2 separate regions of the Mus musculus genome follow, and region 2 is linked to region 1. The links are chromatin loops, found by intact Hi-C in ENCODE. Cell type or tissue: left cerebral cortex. All regions are shown on one strand.

Evidence for each region. A loop is a pair of places that touch in the nucleus more often than their neighbours do. Peaks named below come from ENCODE experiments on the same cell type or tissue, not always from the same donor. Only the 100,000 strongest peaks of a DNase experiment are listed, where the experiment ranks them.
Region 2: a loop joins it to region 1, with 13 times the contacts of the local background. A loop is called at or near these places in 3 of 42 quality-filtered maps.

The regions. Positions count from the first base shown.
Region 1 is chr6:30,551,403-30,553,902 of GRCm38, reverse strand. It overlaps Cpa2 (carboxypeptidase A2, pancreatic), which reads right to left. Exons shown (of 11, transcript NM_001024698.3): 8 at 1,847-1,937. Among named protein-coding and RNA genes, the nearest start is that of Cpa2, 11 kb to the right of the region's middle. In left cerebral cortex, a CTCF peak has its summit at 1,462; DNase peaks (open chromatin) are centred at 124, 1,020, 1,163 and 1,637; H3K4me3 peaks cover 426 bases; H3K27ac peaks cover 1,518 bases.
Region 2 is chr6:30,616,704-30,619,203 of GRCm38, reverse strand. The region is part of intron 4 of Cpa5 (carboxypeptidase A5); the gene reads right to left. Among named protein-coding and RNA genes, the nearest start is that of Cpa5, 6.9 kb to the right of the region's middle. In left cerebral cortex, a CTCF peak has its summit at 1,094; a DNase peak (open chromatin) is centred at 1,160; H3K4me3 peaks cover 499 bases; H3K27ac peaks cover 622 bases.

The DNA.
Region 1 (2,500 bases):
CTGCTCTAAGGGGATGGGCAGGAAGCAGAAATGAACTCATCTTGGAAGCATCTCTTCTTTTAAAATATGGATCCTCTGTACAGCAGAAAAAGCTGTCAGATGAGATCATCCCCCTCTGTGGGAGCTGTTGAAAGAATAGCTCGCTGCATTGGGTGGGAGTCCTGTAACTTCACTTTCTGGGCCCTCTGCAAATTTGTAGAGTCCAAGAGTAGAAGTTTCTATGTATCTATATTTCCAAGTTACAAAGTCACAAATCTAAGGAACCTCTGACAAGCTGTCCACCCTGAAGAAATCACGACATTTGGCAAGGCCACCTTTGCCCTTGATTCTCTCAACAGCTATAGTTGCTCAAGATGCCTGAAGCGGGGATCCCTGTGGGCCTGGCAGAGGCTGTGAATGTTTAAGAATCTCTCAGGGAGCAGGTGGGGGCTGAGATTCCCCAAGCTCTCTACGTGAGCTGGGCAAAATCCGTGTAAATATAACTTATGCCATCTTATGTTAAAATTATTTAAGAATCATGCTTCAGAGGGAGAAGTGGCATCGAATTACTGGATCTGGTTCAATATTTGGTGTCTGGTCTCTGATTATGTTTTTCCTATGCAAAAAAAAAAAAAAATTAGAAGAATAAATCGTTAAAGCAATGAATGAAGTTACCACTCATGCGTGCCCCATCACACCTCCCTAGTGGGTCTTGTCTCACTTCCGTAACTCTCGAGAATTCATTTGGTTTACAAATATTTAATGATTGTTCTCTGTGTTGGAGACTCTGTGCTAGTTATTAGGAAAAAAGACACAGCATCCAGCTTCCGAGTTTGTAATACTTAATCTTCATTGTCATCTTAACTAGATTTGGAACACCTAGGAAATACACTTCTGGAGATCTTTCCAGAGACATTTAACGGAGGAGAAAAAAAACCCACCCTAAATCCTGAATACAGTTGCACAGTCCCACAGGCTGGCGTGTTCAGTTGAGTTAAAAGGAAAGAGGGGAGCCACGTGAGCAGGAGGGCCCCCCCATAGACTAGGGACAAAATGCAAGCACATTCTTCCTGTTCCTATTACCACCCCACTTTCTCTGCCATGGTGCAATGTCCCTTCCAACTTGTAGCCAAAATAAACCTTTCTTCACTTGAGACGAAGCTTGTCAAGTGTTCGGTCACATCGATGAGAAAAGCAACTAATGTACTGTTACAGGAAAGTAGTAGGGAAAAAAAGTAACAAATTTCAACTCTGTGATTAGTGAAGCAGATTTAACTGGTGCCTAAAGCATAAAAGAACGCCCAACTGGCTTGCCAGTGGACCCCCCAAACAGAAAAGCTGAAGTCAATAAAACCAAATGAGCAAGCTAACATTTTATCTTTGACTGTAATTTGAAAATCCATTTCTTAATTCCATTTGTACTTTTTTTTTAAGTTTTCCTTCTCGAAGCATCTACCAGATGATGTAATGCTTCTCTTCCTTATAGATCCTAACCCCCTCTAGCGGTTGATTCCACACTTCTTACGCAGCTTCCCCACCCCCAACCCCAACCCCCAACCCCCACCCCCCTACCCCCGTCATTGTGCAAAGCCTGGCTTCTTTGGCTCAGAGGCTGAACCGGGCTACAGCCTGCGGGAAAACCAAGATGTGAAGCAAACCCAGTTAAATGCTGCCTGGGGCTGTGACAGGGCTGGCTGCACACCCGTGAAGGGAGAGAATTTAGTGATGTGTTTCAAAGAGGGGTTTAAATGACTTGAATCCTAAATGGACTAAACTGGGCTGAAGGCACTGCAGAGCCACGCAAACCAGTCGGCTGGATGGCCAGAATTCAGTCTGGGCATCCCCCCGGATGACACCCGGTGCTCACCTCCGAAATTTGCGTCCCAGTTCCGATTAGGATCCACACCAACACAGAAGCTTCCCGACCGTTTAGACCGGGTCTTTCGCCACATACGATTCTTTAAACATCCAACCAAATACGAATATGGAGGAAGAAAAAGATGGTCATCCCTTGTCATCAGCAGGTCCCTTTCCCGTGTGTTCCCCTGTTCCCTCCCTTCAGAACTGTGCGCTATTTCTTTTGCCCAGAGCTGTCAAATGGTCACCATGCGGGGCTGACTTCATGTTCTTCCTCTCTCAAGTAAATGCCTGCCAAACCATGTTCCATAAAACATGGACCTGTTAAATGCCAGCCACTACCACCACCACAACAACAACAAAGGAAAGAGATGGAATTTGTGAGAGAATAGTTTGGGAAAATATGGGGCTAAATTACTACAGAACTGCCACGGGTGTTTAATGTATTGTGTTTTTTGGGGGGGGGGGTTGTTTTGTTTTGTTTTTGTTTTTAATGAACCTCTAAGAGATTATAGGCAGCATTCCTCTGGCTTGCCTGTGGACCCTAAATCCATTCATGCAGTATCTCAGGCTATGAACAGAGAATGTCAGTCTCTTTGGGGGGTAAAAAAAAAAAAAAAAAAGCTTCTGTCATTGTCATTGTCATCTGCTCTCTACCAGAATA
Region 2 (2,500 bases), 65 kb before region 1:
ACACCTGAGCTCCCAGAGGCTGCAGAGGAACAGATGGGGACTTGGGACGCTCCCTTTGTGCTGTAGAGTTTGCAAGGACCCTCAGACAGCCAGTGCTGGAGTTCAGAACTTCAGCTGGAGACATAAGAGGGGTCATGAGGAGGTGGGGAGATTTCGCTCTGTTCCCCTGGAGTGTAGAGAACAGTCTTGAGTTTTCCTGCAAACAGGAAGACTGGGGTTGACAGAGCAACCAGGGAACCAGGCCAGTGGAGGCCAGTACAGAGTCCTAGGGGGCCAGAGGAGAGACATCACTGAACGGCATGCCAGAAAGACGTGCAATTAGAGCTTGAGTGGACCGGGTGTTCCTGTGCTTTGTCCAGGGCCCTTCTGGGGAAGTTAGGGGCCCGACAGCCTGCCAAAGGGGATGATGGGTAAGCCGAAGAAATAAAAAGTCAGTATTTCTAGTTTTGTTCTAGAAGGAAGCAGAGAGATGGATGGTAACTAGAGAGGGGAAAGAGACGGGATCAGAGAGATTTTTTTTCGGATGGGCTCAGCCTATTTGTATGCAGATGTGGACAAGCCCACAGAGAGAGGAGTTGGTGAGGCGGAATTCATACTAAATTGTATTCCTCTCTGGATGGTCAGAGCCCGGGTGATTTTTGTTTTCTTCTTGTGCTTTTCTCCTGTTTTTCCAAATTATCTAACATGAATATTTATTAATTTTGTAATCAGAAAAAAAGCCATTAAAATCCCAAGCACTGATTGCTCAAGTGAAGCCTTTCCGTCGTGACTCATCCCAGGGAGGGGGAAACACCGAAGGACTGAAAAGAACGAAGAGGTGAAGAGAAATTAAATGCAAATCAAGCACCCTCGGAATCAGATAATTTCTTGCCTGGCCCACTGCAATTTCCCGACCAACCTCCTGCCTGTCACTCTCCCGGGGCCCTGTCCCCAGCTCAACACAAGCTCAGTAAGGAGGGGGGTTCAGAAATGCAAATCTGATGGTGTAAAAGACCCTCCTGAGTCTCCCCTCTGCCCACTTCACGGGACAGAAGATACCCTTTACAAGGAGCCCGGTCCCATCATCAAATCCAGGTGGGGGCCTCCTTCCCCTAAAGCCCCCCTTCCCCGCTCCTCAGCCGCACGCAGGCACGCATGGGTAATTACAGCTTCACAGCACCAGTGACGTGCAGTGCCTCTGGTATTCGCTCCCATAGCAACCTGTGCGCACTCCATCAGGGCACTCACCCACTCCACGGTAATCACGCATCTACTCCCCCCCCCCTTCCCATCCCCCCCACCCCATCCCACTCTTTCTAGCTCTCCTGGATACAGCCCCTGAGTTTGGTGGGCTTGGTTTTGTTTTCAGTTTCCGTGTTTCCAAGCTCCCTGCCCGATACTCAGCACACAGTAGGGGTGTGTGTGTGTGTGTGTGTGTGTGTGTGTGTGCACATGCACGTGCTCGGTGGGTGCTGTGTATGGAGTACAGCTGTCTTTCCAAGCCCTCCCAGATGCAGAGGTAGAAAAGGAAGATACAGGTCCCCTCCTCAAAATTCTTCCTCTGGATAAAAACCAAAACCACCAGCAGAGTTTTCCATGATTGGCTGTGCCTGGCCCTCACTGCCAAACACATCTCTTTTCTTCAAGTTCTCATATATAGTCATTCAGCTGACATTTATTAAGTCCTAACCAAGGCCAGAAGTGTGCAGATGAGCAAGAGAAAAACAAGGAGAGACCAACGTATCAATAAAGACTCCCTGCGCATGTCAGTCCTGAACACCTTGACATCACTCAAGCTGCCATTACTGAAGGCTCACGGGGGGGGGGGGGGGGGACGACACACACAGCTAGTACTAGAGCTGAGCCCGTGTGTCTTTAGCTCAAATAAGCTTGCTCCACATCAACCTGGGTGTGCAAAGCCCCTTCTAGTCTTGTCAGTGCTTCTGAGCCTCTCTGACCTGCCCCCCTCCCCCGCTGTCACCACAAATCAACCAGGAACAACAGCCTCTCCCCACCCCTGGCGCCCTCAAAGCCACAGCATGACCTCAAGGAGGGCAGCCCGGGCTTAATGCTTTGCAGATTGCACGTTGGAGATTTGCTTGCAGAGGTTAGAGCAGAAAGTTCAGGCATTTTCCTGGGAAGGAGTGACAAGTCCCACAGGAGTTCAGGTTTGGGGACTTCAGGAGAGGCTCTCTCTAAAAGGGGCCAGCGAGGGAAGCTCGGGGGGGGGGGGGGGGGATGTCCCCAACATGCAGTAATCAACCAAGTTTGTTGAGACTTCCAAGTATCTGTTTGCCGAATGCTGCTGGGTTCCCAGGGCTGGCGCAGCAGAAGCAGGGAAACGGGAACTTCAAAATAGAGGCATGGGCTAAAAAGGAGAACTCAGTTCTGTTCTTTTGATGTGGTAGCCTCTTGTCTGTGTGAGTTTCCCCATTTTTGTTTGTGGGGGATTTAATTAGAGAAACATCCCACCCCCACATGTTGAGCGGGAAAACAGATGTGTCTGTGAAGGATAAAGGAC